4 separate regions of the Homo sapiens genome follow, and regions 1, 3 and 4 are each linked to region 2. A link is an interaction called in ENCODE POLR2A ChIA-PET data of the cell type or tissue named here. Cell type or tissue: MCF 10A. All regions are shown on one strand. Region 1 holds the start of CDH3 (cadherin 3). Region 2 has its middle 51 kb from the start of ZFP90. Region 3 overlaps CDH3 (cadherin 3). Region 4 overlaps CDH3 (cadherin 3).

Region 1 (5,000 bases), 54 kb before region 2:
AAGAATTTAAAGTTTATGAGGCATGGCTTCTTAATGCCTCTCCTCAGCTCCCTACAGCCAAGGGTTTAAGGAGCCTAGCCTAGCCTGGGTGTTAATTGTTTTGTCAATCTGCAGTTATTTGCAGAAAGAATTTTTTTAAAAAGGGCCTCCACAGACTCAAGGTCCTCAATCCTCTTTTGGAGAAATAAAAGAGAGCCACTCTGTCCCCTAGGCATTGACAGCCCCACATTCAAGCAGTGGGAGTTTGTGCCTGGGGTGAGGGATAAGTTGATGGAGACTTTAGAAGAATGCTAGGTAGCAAGGGTTCTCAGTGTTTTGAAGGCCAGGTAAGCCACGGTTCCTTCCCCCTAAAAATGAATACTCAAGTTCCCAAAAATTTCAGTGTAAGGATCCTCTGAAACCCGACCCAAGGATCCAGGGTTATACCCGTTTAAGAACTAGGTTTCAACCCTTGCTGGAGCCCCCATCCATTGTCCTCTTAACCTAGAGGGAGAAAGCCCTCCACTAGCCAGCAACCAACCGCCTGGGTCTCATAACACACTGGTTCTCCTCACTAACGTTGCACCGCCCACCCCCTCAGGTTTTTGAACTTGGGGCGGGGAGGGGGGGGGTAGGAGTAACTGAGGGATCAAAAATGTGCTTTGATCTCCCGTCCATCGCCCCCATAGCCCCAGGCCTGCCAGCTTGGGACACTGTCCCCCTCAAACTCCCCCCAGTGACCTAGCATCCCAGGCCCCAGACGCTGGGGGCGGGGTGGTTCCCGTACGTGATGGCCCCAGCCCAGGTGTGCCAGGGCCCAGTTTCCAGGCAGGCTACAAGGGCGCAGGCCCTCCGGGAAGAGCAGGGTTAAGAGTGCATTCCAGCTGCCGAGGAAGAAGGGGGGCGGGGTAGGGAAGCTCGGAGAAAAGAAACAGACCCGGTCTGTCTGTCGGAGACACAAAGCACGGTTCACAAAGGGGGCCCGAGAGGGGCGAAGGGGGCTGCCCGGGGCACGGCTCATCCCCACACCTGCGCGCGGGTTGGGGGAAGAATGTGGCCGGCGCATTCCTCTGCTGGGGCCAGCGGGGGAGAACTTCCCACGTCGAGACTGGGTGAGGGGCTCAGCCATCCGGCATCTCGGAGGAGGGGGTCAAGGTAAGCAGTGGCTACCGGACAAGGGGCTGGATGTCATAGGCGCTCTGCTGCCCAGCCTTCTCCGTCAGCCACCACCCCCAATCCCAGCCCCCGAGGCGCGTTCTGCGCCTCCCCGGGAACTGAGGTGGCGCCAGGAGTCCCTTGCCCCGGCCCGAACACCCCTCGCGCGGTCCACACCAAAATGGTCACGTGCGGCCCCTACCCTGCGGTTCCACCCTGAGGATCTTACCTTTCCCCAGCGCCTGGCCGGGCTCCTGCTCCGCGCCTCCCGCCTCCAAGGTCACTTCAGCCTCCCTGAAGACCGCCCGGCACGGCTCGGAGGCCGCGCACTGCAGCCAGCAAACCTGCGCCCGAGGGCAGAGAGTGAAGGAGGCTGGGTCCAGGCGTGCCCGGCCCTGCACTCCCCACACCGCAGGGTCCTCACGGGCCTTCCGGGACTCCCTTGGCCCCAGGGAGCGCAGCCCCGCGCTCTCCCCGACGCCACTGCCCCATGCGGACCCCGCCCGCCCCCCAGGGAGCGGTCCCGGTCGGGGCCACGGCGAGGCTGTGGAGTACCTGGAGAAGGAGGAGAGACGCGAGAGGTCCACGAGGGAGCCCCATGGCTGCAGAGAGAGGGGTGAAGCAGCTGCCGCGACGGCGGGCCGGTGTTCCGCTCAGCTCTTGCCCCTTTGAGCACCGCAGCCCCCGGGAGCCAGCGGGAGGAGGCCAGGTGAGCGCAGGTGGGTGCTGATTGGTCCAGCGCCACGAGGTCCCGCCCCCTCGCAGGTGGGACCGATGTGGGTGCGGTTGAGGCCCCAGCGAACCCCTCCTGGCCTCCCGGATGCCCTCCTGCGCTCTCCTGGCTTTTCTGGAGCTGTTCTTTACAGGGACTCAGCCTCTGTCTCGCAGTTCTGGGTTAGAGGAGAAAAGAACACCCAGTGCACTCCTCAGCCTCCTCAGTACGGGAAGAGAAATGTTTCCTTGCCTTGCGGCTACAGCGGAAAAAAGTGGAGACACATCTGAAGTCGACTGAAAACGGAGGCTCCGCATTCATTATCCCCCGGAGGCGCTGTTATCCCAAAGCTTTGAAGCAGGCCCGTGCGTCCTCCCACACGCGGCTACAGCGGGGCCGCCCAAGCCTCTTTCTCCACCTCCCGTGCCAGCCCGCCGGGGAGGATCCTCCGGGGTATAAAACTAGCAGGTCCCGAAGGACCGCGTTTCTGAATTGGATACAACTTCCTCTTTTTTCTTTTTTTTTTTTTTTTGGAGACAGGGTCTCGCTCTGTCGCCCAGGAGTGCAGTAGCGCGATCTCGGCTCACTACAGCCTCGACCTCCCGGGCTGAAGCGATTCTCCTCCCTCAGCTCCCGCTGAGACTACAGGCTTGCGCCACCACACCCGGCTAATTTTTAAAAATTTTTTGTAGCGATGTGGTGGGGCGGGGGGAGGGTGGAGGGTCACCCTATGTTGCCCAAGCTGGTCTTGAACTTCTGGACTCAAGCGATCCTCCGCCTCCCAGAGTGCTCAGGTTACAGGCATGAGCCGCCACACCCGGACCGCTTCTTCCATTTCACAGCTAAACAAAGGGAAGCTAGTCGAGAAAGTCCCAGAGTTTGGAAGCTGTAGTGGTGCCAAAGGGTGCGAGCTAAGAGGGTTGTTATTAGTCTCATAATCTCCAGCACCCCTACCCCCCATATAAATAACACTTTCTCAACTTTCTGTAAAATGTAAATAAAGACAATTTTTAAAACGCAGAGGTTTTGAAATTGGTCTGAAATACTGTATATAATCTGGGTAAAAACTGCTTGCTGCGCAAAGCAGCCTCCAGAGAGTCTCCCTTGGAAAACAGCTCTCCCACACCCTTCCTAGGAGATAAACGCCAGACCTGGGATTCGTTGTTCTTCTACGTTACTCTCATTCCACTACGTTAGACACGAAGTGCTTTCCTCTTGCTGCACACAAGTGGGCTCTGGCCATGAAAACGGTCCTGAGTCTCAATCACTACCCCACAAGCCCTTCCCCACGGAGCTGAGCTTTCCCGGTCAGTCTCTCTCACCTGTCCCCTCACTCCTCCTTCACCTTCTGCTGCTGCCTTGAGAAGCCCTGGATGCCACCTCCTGGTCCTTCTCCCTCCCCGTCCCCAGCTCAGATTTAGGGGTTTGAGGAACGGACTGGAGACTGGAGAGGTTTTTTTGTTTTGTTTGTTTTTTTGAGATGGAGTCTCACTGTCGTCCAGTACGGTGGCGTCATCTCTGCTCACTGCAACCTCCGCCTCCCAGGTTCAAGCGACTCTCCTGCCTCAGCCTCCCGAGTAGCTGGGACTACAGGCGCCCACTACCACACCAGGCTAATTTTTGTATTTTTAGTAGAGACGGGATTTCGCTATATTGGCCAGGCTGGTCTCGAACTCCCGACCTCAAGTGATCCGCTTCCCTTGGCCTCCTAAAGTGCTGGGATTACAGGCGTGAGAAACGGGGCCCAGCCTGGAGTTTTAAATGACAGATTCTTTGACCTTCCAGGGCTAACCTGGTAATCTATCCGTCCTCCTCCCCGCCAGGCCTGTGGCTAAGCCATGGATTGCTTGCGTTGCGAGGGTGGGGGTCTTGCTCTCTCAGGCCTAGCATGGGCCCTTAAGGCCGGCCCCACCTGGGTTCAAATCCAGGTCCCACCCCTTAGTAGCGCTGAAGCCTCGGGGAAGTAAAATAAACCCCCTGGGCCTCAGTTCTGCATCTGTCAAATGGGGCTGTTATGATCTTAGTATTTTACCCTCTCATAGATGAGTATTAAATAAATTAGAAGGTTTAAAACGCTAAACATCATATCTGGCACACAGCAAGTGCCCAAATGCTGCCTGGTATTATTGCTCTCAGATGTCTGGCGAGCCGTCTCTCTTTCTAGCATCCCCACATCCCCTGAATTAAGAGAATGAGAAGCGTTGTAATCCTCCAATTTCATGGCTGAGGGTACAACGAGCAACTGGCATCTGGTATCTCGGGAGCATTCCCTTAGCCGGCGGGTGAGCCCAGCAGCTGGGGCTGGGACTGAGGCTGGGGGTGGACCACGCGGTTGGGAAAGCCTGGGGCTGCTCGCTGAGCTCCGCGCCCTCCCGGCCTGGATCTCCCGCAGGGCGCTTTTTATGCCCGAGGGGAGGTCAGGTCTACGCGCACCCGCGCGGCGCAATGGAGTGGGCCCCCGGCGGGACAGGGTGGCCAGGCCTACGCTCGCCTCGCAGGTTCCCCCGCGCCCGCCCGGAGCCAGACGAAGCCATTAGGCGGACGGTTAAACACAAACGAGCCTCGGGATGCAGGCCCTAATTAAGTAAACACCCGGCTGGTGGGCTGTTGAGCGCGCTCATTTCCGCCTCCTTCTCGGGCACTCAGCATTCCGGACGGGGGCGGAGAGAGGAGCGGAGATTGGAGAGTCAGCTCTTCTGCCTGCGACGCGGACCGCACCGCTGCCTTCCCCTTAGCTCCCCTTGTCGGTCATTCACTCATTCATTCATTTCAAAAACATTTGCTGACAGCCGGCGATGTGCCAACCACTTAAGATACAACAGTGAACAAACATCCCTGCGCCTTCGGACTTGCCATCCAGAGTGTGGAGGGTAGAGGAAAGTGAAAAAATACGTGGAAATATAATATGTTAGATGGTAACATGTACCGTGTACAAGAACAAGGACAGGGGGGCCCGGCGCAGTGGGCAGTGGTTCACGCCTGTAATCCCATTTAGAAGGCTGAGGTGGGTGGATGAGCCCAGGAGTTTGACACCAGCCTGGGCAACACAGCGAGACCCCTGTCTCTACAAAAAATACAAAAAAAAAAATTAGCCAGGCTTGCTGGCACGGGCCTGTAGTCCCAGCTACTCAGAAGGCTAAGGCGGGAGGATAGC
Region 2 (5,000 bases):
GCTGACAGAGTTTACACACCACCAGAGGGAGACAGACAGCAAATATAATAAGTCAATTATATGACATGTCAGGAGGTGATAATTGCTATGGGGAAAAAGTAGAGCAGGGTAAGGGGGTGTATTAGTCTGTTTTCACACTGTTGATAAAGATATATCCAAGACTGGGTAATTTATAAAGAAAAATAGGTTTAATGGACTCACAGTTCCTCGTGGCTGGGGAGGCCTCATGATCATGGTGGAAGGTGAAAGGCATGTCTTACATGGCGGCAGGCAAGAGAGAGAATGAGAGCCAACAAAAAAGGAAACCCCTTATAAAACCATCAGATCTCGTGAGACTTATTCACTACCACAAGAATAGTATGGGGGAAACTGCCCCCATGATTCAATTATCTCCCACATGGTCCCTCCCATAACACATGGAAATTATGGGAGCTACAATTCAAGATGAGATTTGGGTGGGGACACAGCCAAACCATACTGGGGGCTAGACTAGTTAATGAAGGTCTTGCTGAAAAGCTGATATTTGAACAAAGACTTGAGGATGAGGGAGGAAACCATGCTCTTCATGGGGAACATTACGCGTGTCAGGAATAGCAAGTGCAAAGTTCCTGTGGCAGGAATGTGCCCAGGTTTTTTGAAAGGCAGCAGGGAGGCCTGGGTGACCCTGGGTTTATTGGGCTATTTGTCCCACATCTTAGATGTAGCTTGTTGCTTCTTGTGATGTCAGATTTGGTTTGGTTTTTTTTTTTTTGGGTGGCGGGGTTGGATAGAAGGAAGGACAGGAAACTGTCACAGATAGCCCAGTGATCAAACTTAGCGTCACAAAATAGCACAAACCTACCCAATGGGCCTCCTGATATGATATAATGGGAAATAGATAACAAGGCCTATGTAATATGGTTACCAAAACGACTTGCCTGAATATAACCATGAATAATAAACAGGACAAATTCCAATTGTGGGACCTTTTACAAGACAACTGCCTGGATTCTTTAAAAATGTCATGAAAGAAAAAATGATGTGAACATTGATTGGCTCTTGGATCACAAATAAAACCACAGCTACACAGGATATAAATGAGACAACGGGACATTTGAGTATGTATCGGTGAGATAATAGCGTTATATCAAGGTTGAGCTTTTTAAGTGTGATAATGGCATTGCGGTTGCCTACAGAGATACAGGCTGAAGTATTCAGGGATGAAGTGTCAGGATGTCTCCAAGTAACTCTCAAATGGTGCAGTCAAGAAAATAAAAATACAATGAAATGCGTGGCAAAATGTGTTGACAACTGATGAATCCAAATGGGAGAAATAAAGGTGTTTGTTGACTGTACAATTTTAAAGCATTTCTGTGGGTATGAAGTTTTTCAAAATAATTAGCTGCGAGGAAAAACTAATGCTTTGCTCGTGGGGATGCCGGCTGCTCCTGCATCCCACCACGGGCCCCTCGGATGTGTGGATTTGCAGGTCTCGTTGTTTTATTTATTTATTTAATTTATTTATTTAGAGATGGAGTTTCACTCTTTCGGCCAGTCTGGAGTGAAGTGGGGATTCTCCTGCCTCAGCCTCCTGAGTAGCTGAGATTACACCCACCTGCCACCACGCCCAGCTAATTTTTGTATTTTTTGGCAAAGACAGGGTTTCGCCATGTTGGCCAGGCTAGTCTCAAACTCCTGACCTCAGGTGATCCACCCGCCTCGGCCTCCAAAGTGTTAGGATTACAGGCGTGAGCCAGCGTGCCCAGCCAGGTCTCATTATTTCTGATGCTCAACCTGATCCCTGCTGTTGCCGGGTGCCCCATATCTCTTCTTCTTGCATACAGGACCTGTGACCTGTGGATGGACGTCGCCAAGAGCAGGTATCTCATCAGAGAAGGAGAAATTCCAGCGTCGTTTAAAGGAGGGAAGGGAGAAAAGAAGGAAGAAAAGGAGAGGAAGCCAAACAAGCTCGCCTCTTGCAGGCTTCCTGCGGCCGGGCGGCTACGAGCTCTGCAGTCCTGGGAGCCCTTCACGGCGCATCACCGCCCCCCGGTGGCCACCAGGCAAGCACGCGGCGCCCAGCAGGGAGGTGGAAGGGGTCCTGCAACCCTCGCTCCTGGAGGCTCCCGGGAGAGCTCCTGGCAGGCCAGCGCCCGCAGAATCCTAGCCTGTTCACCTTGGGTTAGCACATTGTAAAAAGCAACTACTATGAGCTGAGCACGGTGCAGGTGCAGGTGCTCTGTAGCTATTAACTCACTTAATCCTCACATCAGCTTTAATAGGTGAGATTATGGTAGCCCCCATTTTACAGAAAAACTCAGGCTCAGAAAGGGAATGCAGATTGCCCAGGCTGGTCTTGAACTCCTGGCCTCAAGGGATCCTCCTGCCTTGGCCTCCCAAAGTCCTGGGATCCCACGTGTGAGCCACCTCACCTGGCCTGGGGCCTGTGTTTTAACTAGCAAAGACTGCACAGCTAGAGTTGCACCTTCTAACTCCAGGTCCAATGCATGGCCCACGACAGTACACCTGTTTTTTGTTTGTTTACTTTCCACATGTGATGATGATAACAAAATAATAGCAAGACACATCTATAGTGCTGACCATGGGCCACACATAGTGCAACATATTAACCCATTTAATCTGCAACAGCCCTACAGGTTACATTCTATTAAGACGGCCATTTTACCGTTGAGGAAACTTAAGTACAGAGAGCTTAAGAAATTTGCTGGACATGGTGGCTCGCATCTATAGTCCTAGCTACTCAGAGGCTGAGGCAGAAGGATGGCTTGAGCCCAAAAGTTTGAGACCAACCTGGGCAATATAGTGAGACCCTCGTCTCTATAAAAAATAAAAAATTAGCCAGGAGTGGTGGCAGTACCTGTAGTCCCAGCTACTTGGGAGGCTGAGCTAGGAGAATCACTTGAGCCTGGGGAGGTCGAGGCTGCAGTGAGCCGTGATTACGCCACTGCACCCCAGCCTGGGTGACAAGAGTGAGACCCTGTCTCTAAAAAAAGAAGGTTTTGTCCCAGGTCACTCAGAGAGCAAGGAGTATTGACTGGAATAGTATTGAGCAATGCTGGGATTGTCTGTTTATTCCGTTTATAAATGTTTATTGAACACCTACTAAGTGCAAGACCCTGAACTAAGACCTCAGCGTGCAGGGAGGGAGAAAGACGACAAACAATGCTGTTGAATTGAAAAATGAAAAATGCGAGGGAGGAGCCAAGATGGCCGAATAGGAACAGCTCCGGTCTACAGCTCCCAGCGTGAGTGACGCAGAAGACGGGTGATTTCTGCATTTCCATCTGAGGTACCGGGTTCATCTCACTAGGGAGTGCCAGACAGTGGGCGCAGGCCAGTGTGTGTGCGCACCGTGCGCGAGCCGAAGCAGGGCGAGGCATTGCCTCACCTGGGAAGCGCAAGGGGTCAGGGAGTTCCCTTTCCGAGTCAAAGAAAGGGGTGACGGACGCACCTGGAAAATCGGGTCACTCCCACCCGAATATTGCGCTTTTCAGACCGACTTAAGAAACGGCGCACCACGAGACTATATCCCACACCTGGCTCAGAGGGTCCTACGCCCACGGAATCTCGCTGATTGCTAGCACAGCAGTCTGAGATCAAACTGCAAGGCGGCAACGAGGCTGGGGGAGGGGCGCCCGCCATTGCCCAGGCTTGCTTAGGTAAACAAAGCAGCAGGGAAGCTCGAACTGGGTGGAGCCCACCACAGCTCAAGGAGGCCTGCCTGCCTCTGTAGGCTCCACCTCTGGGGGCAGGGCACAGACAAACAAAAAGACAGCAGTAACCTCTGCAGACTTAAGTGTCCCTGTCTGACAGCTTTGAAGAGAGCAGTGGTTCTCCCAGCACGCAGCTGGAGATCTGAGAATGGGCAGACTGCCTCCTCAAGTGGGTCCCTGACCCCTGACCCCCGAGCAGCCTAACTGGGAGGCACCCCCCAGCAGGGGCACACTGACACCTCACACGGCAGGGTATTCCAACAGACCTGCAGCTGAGGGTCCTGTCTGTTAGAAGGAAAACTAACAACCAGAAAGGACATCTACACCGAAAACCCATCTGTACATCACCATCATCAAAGACCAAAAGTAGATAAAACCACAAAGATGGGGGAAAAACAGAACAGAAAAACTGGAAACTCTAAAACGCAGAGCGCCTCTCCTCCTCCAAAGGAACGCAGTTCCTCACCAGCAACAGAACAAAGCTGGATGGAGAATGATTTTGACGAGCTGAGAGAAGAAGGCTTCAGACGATCAAATTACTCTGAGCTACGGGAGGACATTCAAACCAAAGGCAAAGAAGTTGAAAACTTTGAAAAAAATTTAGAAGAATGTATAACTAGAATAACCAATACAGAGAAGTGCTTAAAGGAGCTGATGGAGCTGAAAACCAAGGCTCGAGAACTACGTGAAGAATGCAGAAGCCTCAGGAGCCGATGCGATCAACTGGAAGAAAGGGTATCAGCAATGGAAGATGAAATGAATGAAATGAAGCGAGAAGGGAAGTTTAGAGAAAAAAGAATAAAAAGAAATGAGCAAAGCCTCCAAGAAATATGGGACTATGTGAAAAGACCAAATCTACGTCTGATTGGTGTACCTGAAAGTGATGTGGAGAATGGAACCAAGTTGGAAAACACTCTGCAGGATATTATCCAGGAGAACTTCCCCAATCTAGCAAGGCAGGCCAACGTTCAGATTCAGGAAATACAGAGAACGCCACAAAGATACTCCTCAAGAAGAGCAACTCCAAGACACATAATTGTCAGATTCACCAAAGTTGAAATGAAGGAAAAAATGTTAAGGGCAGCCAGAGAGAAAGGTCGGGTTACCCTCAAAGGAAAGCCCATCAGACTAACAGCGGATCTCTCGGCAGAAACCCTACAAGCCAGAAGAGAGTGGGGGCCAATATTCAACATTCTTAAAGAAAAGAATTTTCAACCCAGAATTTCATATCCAGCCAAACTAAGCTTCATAAGTGAAGGAGAAATAAAATACTTTATAGACAAGCAA
Region 3 (5,000 bases), 76 kb before region 2:
ACTCTTTCTGGGGCAACTTGATGATGAGCACATGGGGCAATAGTTCAGAATTTAAGGCTGGAAAATGAAAGCCTAAACATAGCTCTTTCTTCCACACCCATCCAGGGCTTCAGACAGTCATTTGACCGCATTAGCCTCAGTTTCTCCCACAAGGATTCTGAATTACAAGGTCAATGAACCTGATGAAGAGGTGCCTGCTCTACCAATATAAATGGACAGCTTTTAGCACTGAGCCTAAATGTACATTCCCTAAAATACTGTCGGGGAAGGGAAAAAGGGAATCAGTAACCTGAGGCTGCTTCTAGAGAAATTAACAATTAATATCATAGGACACATTATAGGTAAAAATAAATAAAAAGAGAAATTAACAACAAAAAAGCCAGAGCTCTATGTATCTGCACTCGATAGAAGACATCCAATGGAAACCAGGAGTCTCTGGCCTATGTTCAAAGCTCCTCTCTAAAGATCATCCTGCCAAGCCTGGCCTCGGGTCCTGAACTGGCGCCACTAATAAAACTTGGGCAAGAAGAGTTTGGTCCCTGGGGTACTAGAGCTATTGGGAAAAGAAAGCTTTTTAAATAGACTTATAAGAATTGATGGATGCTGGGCTAAGAACTCATTCCTCTTATGTTCCAGGCCTGCTTTTAGGTTGGAATTTGCCTAGACACCTCCATACTCCCAAGGGAATACCCTTGAAGGTCAGGAGCTTGTCTCTTCCTGGAGGTGCTATCTGGTCCTGATGTCCAACATTACTGGATGTTCTGGCAAAATAAAACCACCCATCTTTCCGTAGACAAAATGTCCATCAAGTGATCACTCTCCACCAATTTCCCTACTGATCTCTGGGTATTTTGACTAGAGGAAAAGGAAAACATCATCTTAAACATATTGTGGCCAAAAGGCAGCCTGGGGAGTTGGGGGAAGAGATTGCCTAGGAAATTTCTATTCTAGCTTGCTTTAGGGACATACCTAGCTCACAAAACAAACAAATTTGTCCTTATAGCTATCACTACCTTCTGTTAAGGGATTGGGATAAGAGGGCACCGGGGAAAAGTAGGTGGAAGTGACTTGAAGAAAGATTCTGGCATTTTTCCTAAGTAAAACTACATATAGAAAAAAGTTCACCAACTAAGAAATACAAATTAAAAGGGCAAGTGCTGTGTCACAGTTGGGAACCGGGTGCTGCTATATATTGCTAGGGGTGGGGGAATATTAACTGGCACAACCTTTCTGGCAAATTAAAATGCCTTAAACAAGCCCATTGACCCAGGAATTGTGCCAAGATACCATCCCAGATGTGACAAAACCATACCTGCCAGGATGTTCGTGACTTGCTTAATAGGGAAAAAAAGCAAAAAAAGGTCTCAACAACCTAACTCTCAACAGAACAGTTAATTATGCTGTGCCACAGTCACCCAAATGCCTAATCTACAGCCTTAAATACTATAAAAGAAAACCTACCCAGGAAAAAGTATTTTGCAGAGGGGGGAAAAAAGCAGGTCATAAAGCCATTTATAGCATAAGGCTGACAATTATTATATAAAATATTTATAGTTTTATTCTTGTACCAAAAAGAAGAGAGAGAGAGGGGCTGAGCCCTGGTGCCAAGGCTGTGGTCTGCCTCTCTCCGTCACCAAGTATTTTCCACGCACAAGAAAACCAAGATGGTGGCCAGTGAGCCAGACCCGTTTTGAGGAGACCCACGGGAGAGGTCATAGGGCAGCAAAGTGGGGTGGGGGGAAGAGGCTGCACATGCTGGGATCCCAAGAGGCCTTGGGGCTCCTGGATTCACTTGGGACCCACCCCTGGGCATGCTGGGAGGCCCATTGCCCTTGCCTAGCAAGCTTGGGGCAGCTCTGCAAGGGCCTGCCAGAGCCCTGGGTGCACCTATTGGGTGTCCAGGCCTTTTTCCCCAGAGCTGTAAGCAGAGCAGCTCTTGGAGGGCAACAGAACCCAGGTGGAGTGCAGTTACACCTGGCGGATGGCACCCATCTATACACAGGCCCCCTGGACCTGGATCTTCTCACAGATAGGGCTGACGGGGTGTGTGAGGGCCTCAGCTTGCAGCCCTTCTCTGACCCAGCCAAGCAGAAGAGGAAGCTGGGATACTGGGGAGGCAAGCCTGGAGAGTGAGTGGTGAAATCATTCAGACTCGGGCCCTCTGCCTCAGATCAGATACCCTCAACAAAGACTCAGGTGGAAAGATTGGGAAATGGATGATTGATTTCAAATATTCCTTTGAAAAGACAAAGGTCCCGTATGGGTGGTAGGCCCCCATTTTGCCTTCCAGTTTTTCCACAGTAAACATGTATTTGATTTTCAATCAGAATTTGATGTGAGTTTTTCCCCCGACTAGAAAAATTATATGGCAACCCCATGTCGTTGAGGGTGGAGAAAGCAGTTCCAGGGGAGTTTTGGCTGACGAAAGCTCTGCTGTGTTCATCAAGTTCCTCATAACCCTTAGGAGGTGAGTCTTCCCTCCCAGAGTGAAACCCAAACTAGGCACTCTGAGAGTTTGGAACGCGGCTGACTCAGCATGAGGTGTGCTGTCTGGCTCACTGGCTACCATCCTCAAGGACCATGCCAGAACAAAGATCCCAGTGATCAACCTGAGACAGCTGTGGTAACAATTAAGGGTCTGGTAGGTAAAAGTGCTGTGTACTGGCTCTGCAGCCTTGCGTCAATCACTTAATCTCTAAACTGTTTAACAGTAAGTACTCAATAAATGTAAGCCATTTATTGCTGCTTAATTTCCAGTCTCTAAAATGGGAATACACACACACACACACCCCCAGGTGCTTGTTAGGGTCAAATATGATGTGTTGTGCTTTATATTTATTTATTTATTATTTTTTGAGACAGAGGCTAACGCTGTCACCCAGGCTGCAGTGCAGTGGCATGATCTCGGCTCACTTGAACCTCCCAGTTTCAAGTGATTCTCCTGCCTCAGCCTCCCGAGTAGCTGGGACTACAGGCACATGCCACCACACCCGGCTAATTTTTTGTATCTTTTGTAGACGTGAGGTTTCACCATGTTAGCCAGGCTGGTCTCAATCTCCTGACCTCATGATCTGCCCGCCTCAGCCTCCCAAAGTGCTGGGATTACAGGCATGAGCCACTGTGCCCAGCTGTGTTGTGCTTTAAAAAGCACAATAAAGTATTAAAAACCAGGGGCAGTGATTTAAAAAGCAACACAGAAGGACAGGAAGGTGAAGGCCATTCAGAATCCTAAGATAAGCAGAAAGTTTAAAAATAGGATCAACTGCCATAGAGGCAAGCATAGGAAATTAAATCCCAAATGCCATGCAGCTAGGCACAGTGGCTCATGCCTGTAATTCTAGCACTTTGGGAGGCCAAGGCGGGTGGGTCACTTAAGTCCAGGAGTTTGAGACCAGCCTGGGCAACATGGCGAAACCCCATCTCTACCAAAATTAGCTGGGAGTGATAGTGCATGCCTGTGGTCCCAGCTACTTGAGAGGCTGAGGTGGGAGGATCACCTGAGCCTGGGAGATCAAGGCTGCAGTGAGTCGTGATCACACCATGCACTCCAGCCTGGGCAACAGAGAGAGACCCTGTCTCAAAATAATAATAATAATATCAATAAAATGCTATGCTTCTTTCATTCACATCTCACCAGTTTGTTCCTTTCTATACATTTAGCTCTTCAAAGAGGGCTTAATGTTGTCACAGAGCAGTGATTCCCAAACATAGCTGATAGAATCATCTGGCAAACAATTTAAAAAATCCAGATTCCCTGCCGACCGCCCACCTATCACTTCTACTGAGTCAGCTTCTGGAAGTGCATCTGGGGAAAGCAGTTTGTTGCTTTTTTTTAAAGTTCTTGATTCTCTCATTTATTTCTCATGAGAAGGTAAATTGGTATGGCTTTTGATGGCACTTCAGACCACATATCAAAAATTTAAATATCCAGATCCTTCCTCTGACCAAAAGTTATATCTGTCTATTCAGTATCTCTTTTGGATGCTTTCAAGATATCCTGAAATCAGTATGTCAAAACTTAAATTCACGATCTTTACTTAACCCAAATATGGTCTTTTTCCAGCATTCTCCCCCAGGGAATAGCATATCATGTACTCAGCTTGAGAACAGAATCCGGGCATCAGAAGCAGCCCAGAGTCTGGAGCCAGAGTGCCTGGGCTCAATTACCAGGCCCACACTGACTTTGGGCAAGTTGGCTAACCTCTCTGGGCCTGTTTCCTCAGCTATGAAATGGGAATAATGCTAATATCTACCTCAGTTGAATGAGTTAATACTTAGCATAGTGGGGGAGGGGGGAGGGATAGCTTTAGGAGATATACCTAAAGCTAAATGACGAGTTAATGGGTGCAGCACACCAGCATGGCACATGTATACATATGTAACTAACCTGCACATTGTGCACATGTACCCTAAAACTTAAAGTATAATAAAATAAAATAAAATAAAAAATAAAATATCTGATTAAAAAAAATACTTAGCATAATGCCTGGCATATGGTTTAGCTAGCAGCTGCTTCTTCCTTGACCATTTCTCCCTTAGAGCTTCCCTTCCCAGACTATCACCCACCAAGACTTAGGCCCCTTCCATCTCTACCCCCACCACCTTAGTGCATACAACATCATCTTTAGTATAAATGGGTGCAAAAATCTCCATTTAAAAAGATGAATCTCTTAAAAATGCAACAGCATAGTACATTTGAAAAAAATGAAATAAGGTCACTTTCGGCCAGGCGTGGTGGCTCACGCCTGTAATCCCAGCACTTTGGGAGGCCGAGGCGGGTGGATCTCGGGGTCAGGAGATCGAGACCATCCTGGCTAACGTGGTGAAACACCGTCTCTACTAAAAATACAAAAAAAAAGTTAGCCGGGCATCATGGCGGGCATCTGTAGTCCCAGCTACTTGGGAGGCTGAGGCAGGAGAATGGCGTGAACCCGGGAGGCAGAGACGGAGGTTGCAGTGAGCTGAGATCGTGCCACTGCACTCCAGCCTGGGTGACTGAG
Region 4 (5,000 bases), 68 kb before region 2:
TTCAAAGCTGGAGAGTAGTGAATTGTAAGCATCCCCTTGGCCCCTCCACCCCATACATACACTTCACATGTATTCATATGAGAATATAAGTCTTGAATCATGGGAATTATGAATTATTTGTAATTTTCTTCTTTTTTTTTTTTTTTTGAGACGGAGTCTTGCTCTGTTGCCCAGGCTGGAGTGCTGGGGTGCAGTGGCGGGATCTCGGCTCACTGCAAGCTCTGCCTCCCGGGTTCACGCCATTCTCCTGCCTCAGCCTCCCAAATAGCTGGGACTACAGGCGCCTGCCACTACGCCCGGCTAATTTTTTGTGTTTTTTAGTAGAGACGGGGTTTCACTGTGTTAGCCAGGATAGTCTCGATCTCCTGACCTCGTGATCTGCCGGCCTCGGCCTCCCAGAGTGCTGGGATTACAGGCATGAGCCCCAGCGCCCAGCCTATTTGTGGTTTTCAAGAATGCATCCTTTATATAAATGCAACCACCCTGTCCTAGGCTTTAGTGCAGCAATATTTGAGTTTAAGAAAAAAACTCATAAGCTCCTCTTGGGGGGAAAATAAGAACAGAAATGAGTGTCTGCTTTAAGACTGGAAATCAACTTTTATTCAGCAAAATGCTTGCTAACTAGATTTTGAAATCTAAAGAAAAACTTGAGAAAAAAATGCACTTTGAATTGACTGATGACACATTCTCAATCTCTCAACACCCAGGGAAAATAATGCTAGTGTGAATGAATGTGGTAGTTTACTTCTGAGTCATGCAATTTAAAAGTTTTTGATTTTTGGTGAATTCATATGCTTTTGAAACTATTGACTATTATTTAGATAGTCATAAAACAAAAGTTAGTATGAAAACTATTTTTAAATGGTATAGTAACCTTAAGTTTACAGCAGAGTCTGTATTAAAGGTATTGTTTAAACATGAAAGCTCAATTTATCTGGATGATGTTAAGATGAACAGTTCACTCGATCATCTTTCTACAGCAGTCTTTCCTAATAAGGCAATTACTGATAGTTAGATTGCTAAAAATCCAAACACTTCACAATTTTGATGTTAACTCTTCCCTACACCACATCTGTAAAAGATAAAAGTAGAAGACTGGCTAAATAAATCATGGTACATTCACCATGTAAAAGACTACGGCGCTATTAAAAACAAGATAGATGTGTATTTAACAGTCTGGAAAGATGCCTGTGATTCTAAGTTAAAAAGCGAGCTGCAGAGTAACATTTGTATGCATGATATAGTCCAATTCTTGTTTTTAAAATTCCTGTATGCATACATAAGTTTTTTGTGCAAAAAAAAAAAAAAAGGGTCTACAAGGATTCTTATAAAATCAGTAACTGTGTGCTTGCCCTTAAGAGAGTAGAACTGGGGAAGAAATTTCACGTGTTTATTTCTTTTTCTCTTTATTTATTTTTTGGTTTTTTTTGAAGACAGGGTCTTGCTCTGTTACCCAGGCTACAGTACAGTGGTGTGATCTTGGCTCACTGCAACCTCTGCCTCCCGGGCTCAAAAGATCCTTTTTTTTTTTTTTGAGACAGCATCTCACTCTGTTGCCCAGGCTGGAGTGCAGTGCAGTCGTATGATCTTGGCTCACTGCAACCTCCATCTCCCAGGTTCAAGCGATTCTCCTGCCCCAGCCACCTGAGTAGAGTAGATGGGACTACAGGCATGCACCACCATGCCTGGCTAATTTTTGTATTTTTTGTAGAAACCGGGGTCTCACCATGTTGCCCAGGCTGGTCTCGAACTCCTGGGTTCAAGCAATCCTCCCACCTCAACCTCCCACAGTGCTAGAATTACAGTTGTGAGCCACCATACCCCAGCCTTCATGTGTTTATTTCTGACTTGCTTCTATTGACAGGCAGTAGAGTTCAGTGGTGTAAGCTCAGTCTGCTTAGGTTTGAATCTGAGCTCTACTACTTACTTAGCTGTGTGATCTTGGGCAAGTTACTTAACTTCTCTGGCCTCAGTTTCCTCACCTGTAAAACGGGGACAACAATAGTACCTCCCTCAAGGGATGTTTGAGGATTAAATGAGCTGATGCATATAAAGTACTAAGAACTTTATCTGTCACATAGTAAGTGCCACATATTTTTATTGAAAAAAGTGTGTCTTTACAGTGAACATATTTTCATGTATTAATTTGAAATCCCAACCAACCAACCGTCCCTATGTAAACAATATAAAATGGTATACATTGGGGAGGAGACGATAAAAAAATAAAAAGCTCCCCAGGCAATTTGATCACCAGCCAAGCTTGCAAACTACTGACTCAGAGGCCAAAAGCAGGGATAAACCAGTTGAAGTGGGGCTAAGTCCCAGCTGAGGAATGCAGGAGACTTCTGGAAGCGGAAAAAGACCATAAAAGACAAGAGAAGAGCAGGTTTCGAAGTACGGTGGGAAGCCTGGATGAAGCGACTCTACAGGGAGAAGGCAGTGTGTGGGCCTGGCGTCCTGTCCTGGCTTGTGTGGGGAGAGCTCACAAGTTGCTGTTTCTCCCCTGCCTGAAGTTACAACAAGATGGGGCACGCTGTGCAAAGGCCGCTCAGAAGGCAGTCAGCCTTCAGCAAGACACCCAGGAGAGCAGCCGAACCCTCCACCTGGGCCCTCTCACTGGCCAGTGAGCAGTCCAGCCAGCCGCCCTCTCATAGCTCCAGGGCCATTTCCCATGCACGCACAGGGAAGTTAGGGCCTCAAGGCTGAGGAGCTTGGACTCAGTAACTCGCCTCAGGCCACATCATTTGGGATGAGAAACAGCTTAGAATCCATTTTTCCCTTGCCTGTGCTGGGATATATACCATTAGGTCTCTTCCCACTGCTGGGTTTAACGAGAGTCTGAAGAATTTCCAAATGGACCCAAGTGCAAATCATTTCTCTAAACAGTAGTTCTAGCTTCTCTATAAAATGACTGGGGGCCAGGAATGATGGCTCACACAGGAAATCCCAACTTTGGGGTGCTGAGGCGGGTGGATCACTTGAGGCCAGGAGTTCAAGACCAGCCTGGGCAACATAGTGAGACCCTGTCTCTAAAAAAAAAAAAAAAAAAAAGAAAGAAAAAGACTGGGAGATATGGGGAATACCTGTGGTCCCCAAATTTGAAGGAGGAGACTTCTTAGAAAGATGCGCATGCACTCTTAGGCACGGTTAATTCCTGGGGATCAACGACTTCCTAAAGCGAATGTGAGACCCTAGAGTAAGAACTCAAGCAAAAATACCTTCTACTCCTCCTAGCGTACAACACAGGTTGTCAAGGTCTCTTGCTAATAGGTAACTTCCAACTTTAAAGTGGTCTTCAACAAAAGGGGGGCTACTGAGATTGAAGGAGAAGAAGAGGGCCTGGGATTATACCTCCCCATTCCCCATCTCCCCATTTAGCCCTAAGATGCCTCAGAGTCCTAGGGAAAAACAGATCTTTCCTCTTGGGGTTCAGTAGCACCTGGAGAGGCTCTCACGAAGGGAGGCAGCCCACCAGCCCTCCCACCTCCTAGCTCTGTGGCCTTGGCTCTGAGCCCTCTCCTCAGATGTTAGACAGCCACAGAGCCAGAGTCCTGAGTTCAAAGATGGGGTCGAGGGAGAAAGGAAGACGTTTGGCTTTTTGAGACAGAGTCTTGCTCTGTCGCCCAGGCTGGAGTGCAGTGGTGCGATCTCGGCTCACTGCAACCTCTGCCTCCCAGGTTCAAGCAATTCTTCTACCTCAGCCTCCCGAGTAGCTGGGATTACAGGCACACGCCACCATGCCCGGCTAATTTTTATATTTTTAGTAGAGACAGGGTTTCACCATGTTGGCCAGGCTGGTCTCGAACTCCCGAGCTCAGGTGATCCACCCGCCTAGGCCTCCCAAAGTGCTGGGATTACAGGTGCCAGCCATCACACCGAGCCCGTTTGGCTTTCTTTCCCCAGGTGAGGCATTCTGGTTCACTGCCCAAGCAGCAGGTCCCCAACACTCTTAAGTCCAGCAGACAGAGGCAGCTGCAGCCTGGAGGGAATTCTGTCAGCTGGAGGAATTTGCAGACCTCTGATGCTCTAGGTAACCCAGAGCCCTGAGGATGCCCAGATTTGGCTGGGGGAGGAGGAGCGAGTGAGGAAGGGTCTGTCAAGCTCTTCTACCCAGAGCAAGAGGTGGGAGGTCTTTGCTGCTGGAGGCAGGTGGGGGTGGGGTGACAGTTCTCTGCAGAGGGCTGTCAGTTTGAGTGCTCTCAGACCTGGTATCTGAACCCTCCCTGTTCCCCCATATCTTAAAAGGGAGGCCAGAGGTCCTGGGCAGAAGTGCCTGCCAACCCCAACCCTCCTGGCGATTAGCAGGGGCCTGTGGAGAGAATAGGAATTCAAAGCCCTTGGGTCAGAAGTTAACTATTTCCAATCTTCCTCTAATTTGGCTGGGGCCAGAAGACTCCAAATATCTTTCCCTTTCCCACCCTGATTGCCAAATGGTCAGTGCCTCATACTTAGGGGGTCACACCTGTGTTCAAAATGTGACACCACAATTTATTAGCTGGGTGACCTTAGATAGTTACAAAGTGACAAGCCGAGGTTTCCTATCCAGTTAAATGGGGCCAATTCCACCCACCTCATGGGGCTTTTAGGAGGATTAAAGGGGCTTATTACATAAAGTACATAGTGTGATTCTGGAATTCAGTAAGCTATTAGGTGGTATCTGGGTGGTGGTGGTGAGTTTTCACAGCCCTTCCTTGCCAGCCCTGCTGCCTGGGTTGGCAATGCCAGGTGACTAAATGAAATGAGAAAAAGGCAACTGAGGCAGACATGGTCCTCCAGTCTGAGAATCGGGAGGGGAGTTGAGAAGGGTTGCTGGGAGTGGGGGCCAATATCCTGGTTCCAGGGAAGACTTCAGAGACCCTGGCCTCCATACTGGTACAACTGGGACTTCAGCCATTGTCTCCATACTGGTACAACTGGGATTTCCCCAAACACTTTGCTGCCTCTGTTATGGGGTGAGACAAATTTCAAGCGGGGCTGGACCCTGCCTATGCCTCACTGGC

The links. Peaks named below come from ENCODE experiments on the same cell type or tissue, not always from the same donor. Only the 100,000 strongest peaks of a DNase experiment are listed, where the experiment ranks them.
Region 1: POLR2A ChIA-PET joins it to region 2 with 22 read pairs; 7 of 35 experiments call an interaction of 5 or more read pairs at or near these places.
Region 3: POLR2A ChIA-PET joins it to region 2 with 16 read pairs; 3 of 35 experiments call an interaction of 5 or more read pairs at or near these places.
Region 4: POLR2A ChIA-PET joins it to region 2 with 12 read pairs; 7 of 35 experiments call an interaction of 5 or more read pairs at or near these places.

The regions. Positions count from the first base shown.
Region 1 is chr16:68,642,114-68,647,113 of GRCh38, reverse strand. CDH3 (cadherin 3) reads right to left here and starts at 1,804. Exons shown (of 16, transcript NM_001793.6): 1 at 1,690-1,804; 2 at 1,364-1,478. The coding sequence starts at 1,734. It overlaps CDH3-AS1 (CDH3 antisense RNA 1), which reads left to right and starts at 913. Exons shown (of 2, transcript NR_186394.1): 1 at 913-1,134; 2 at 1,374-2,866. RefSeq lists an enhancer at 1,300-1,824. In MCF 10A, no CTCF peak of the experiment used is centred here; DNase peaks (open chromatin) are centred at 833, 1,893 and 2,153.
Region 2 is chr16:68,587,697-68,592,696 of GRCh38, reverse strand. No RefSeq gene overlaps it. Among named protein-coding and RNA genes, the nearest start is that of ZFP90, 51 kb to the right of the region's middle. In MCF 10A, CTCF peaks have their summits at 6 (motif pointing right) and 2,049 (motif pointing left); a DNase peak (open chromatin) is centred at 1,996.
Region 3 is chr16:68,663,257-68,668,256 of GRCh38, reverse strand. The region is part of intron 2 of CDH3 (cadherin 3); the gene reads right to left. Among named protein-coding and RNA genes, the nearest start is that of CDH3-AS1, 20 kb to the right of the region's middle. In MCF 10A, no CTCF peak of the experiment used is centred here; a DNase peak (open chromatin) is centred at 2,516.
Region 4 is chr16:68,656,114-68,661,113 of GRCh38, reverse strand. All of the region lies in intron 2 of CDH3 (cadherin 3), which reads right to left. Among named protein-coding and RNA genes, the nearest start is that of CDH3-AS1, 12 kb to the right of the region's middle. RefSeq lists an enhancer at 2,555-3,055. In MCF 10A, no CTCF peak of the experiment used is centred here; DNase peaks (open chromatin) are centred at 693 and 2,353.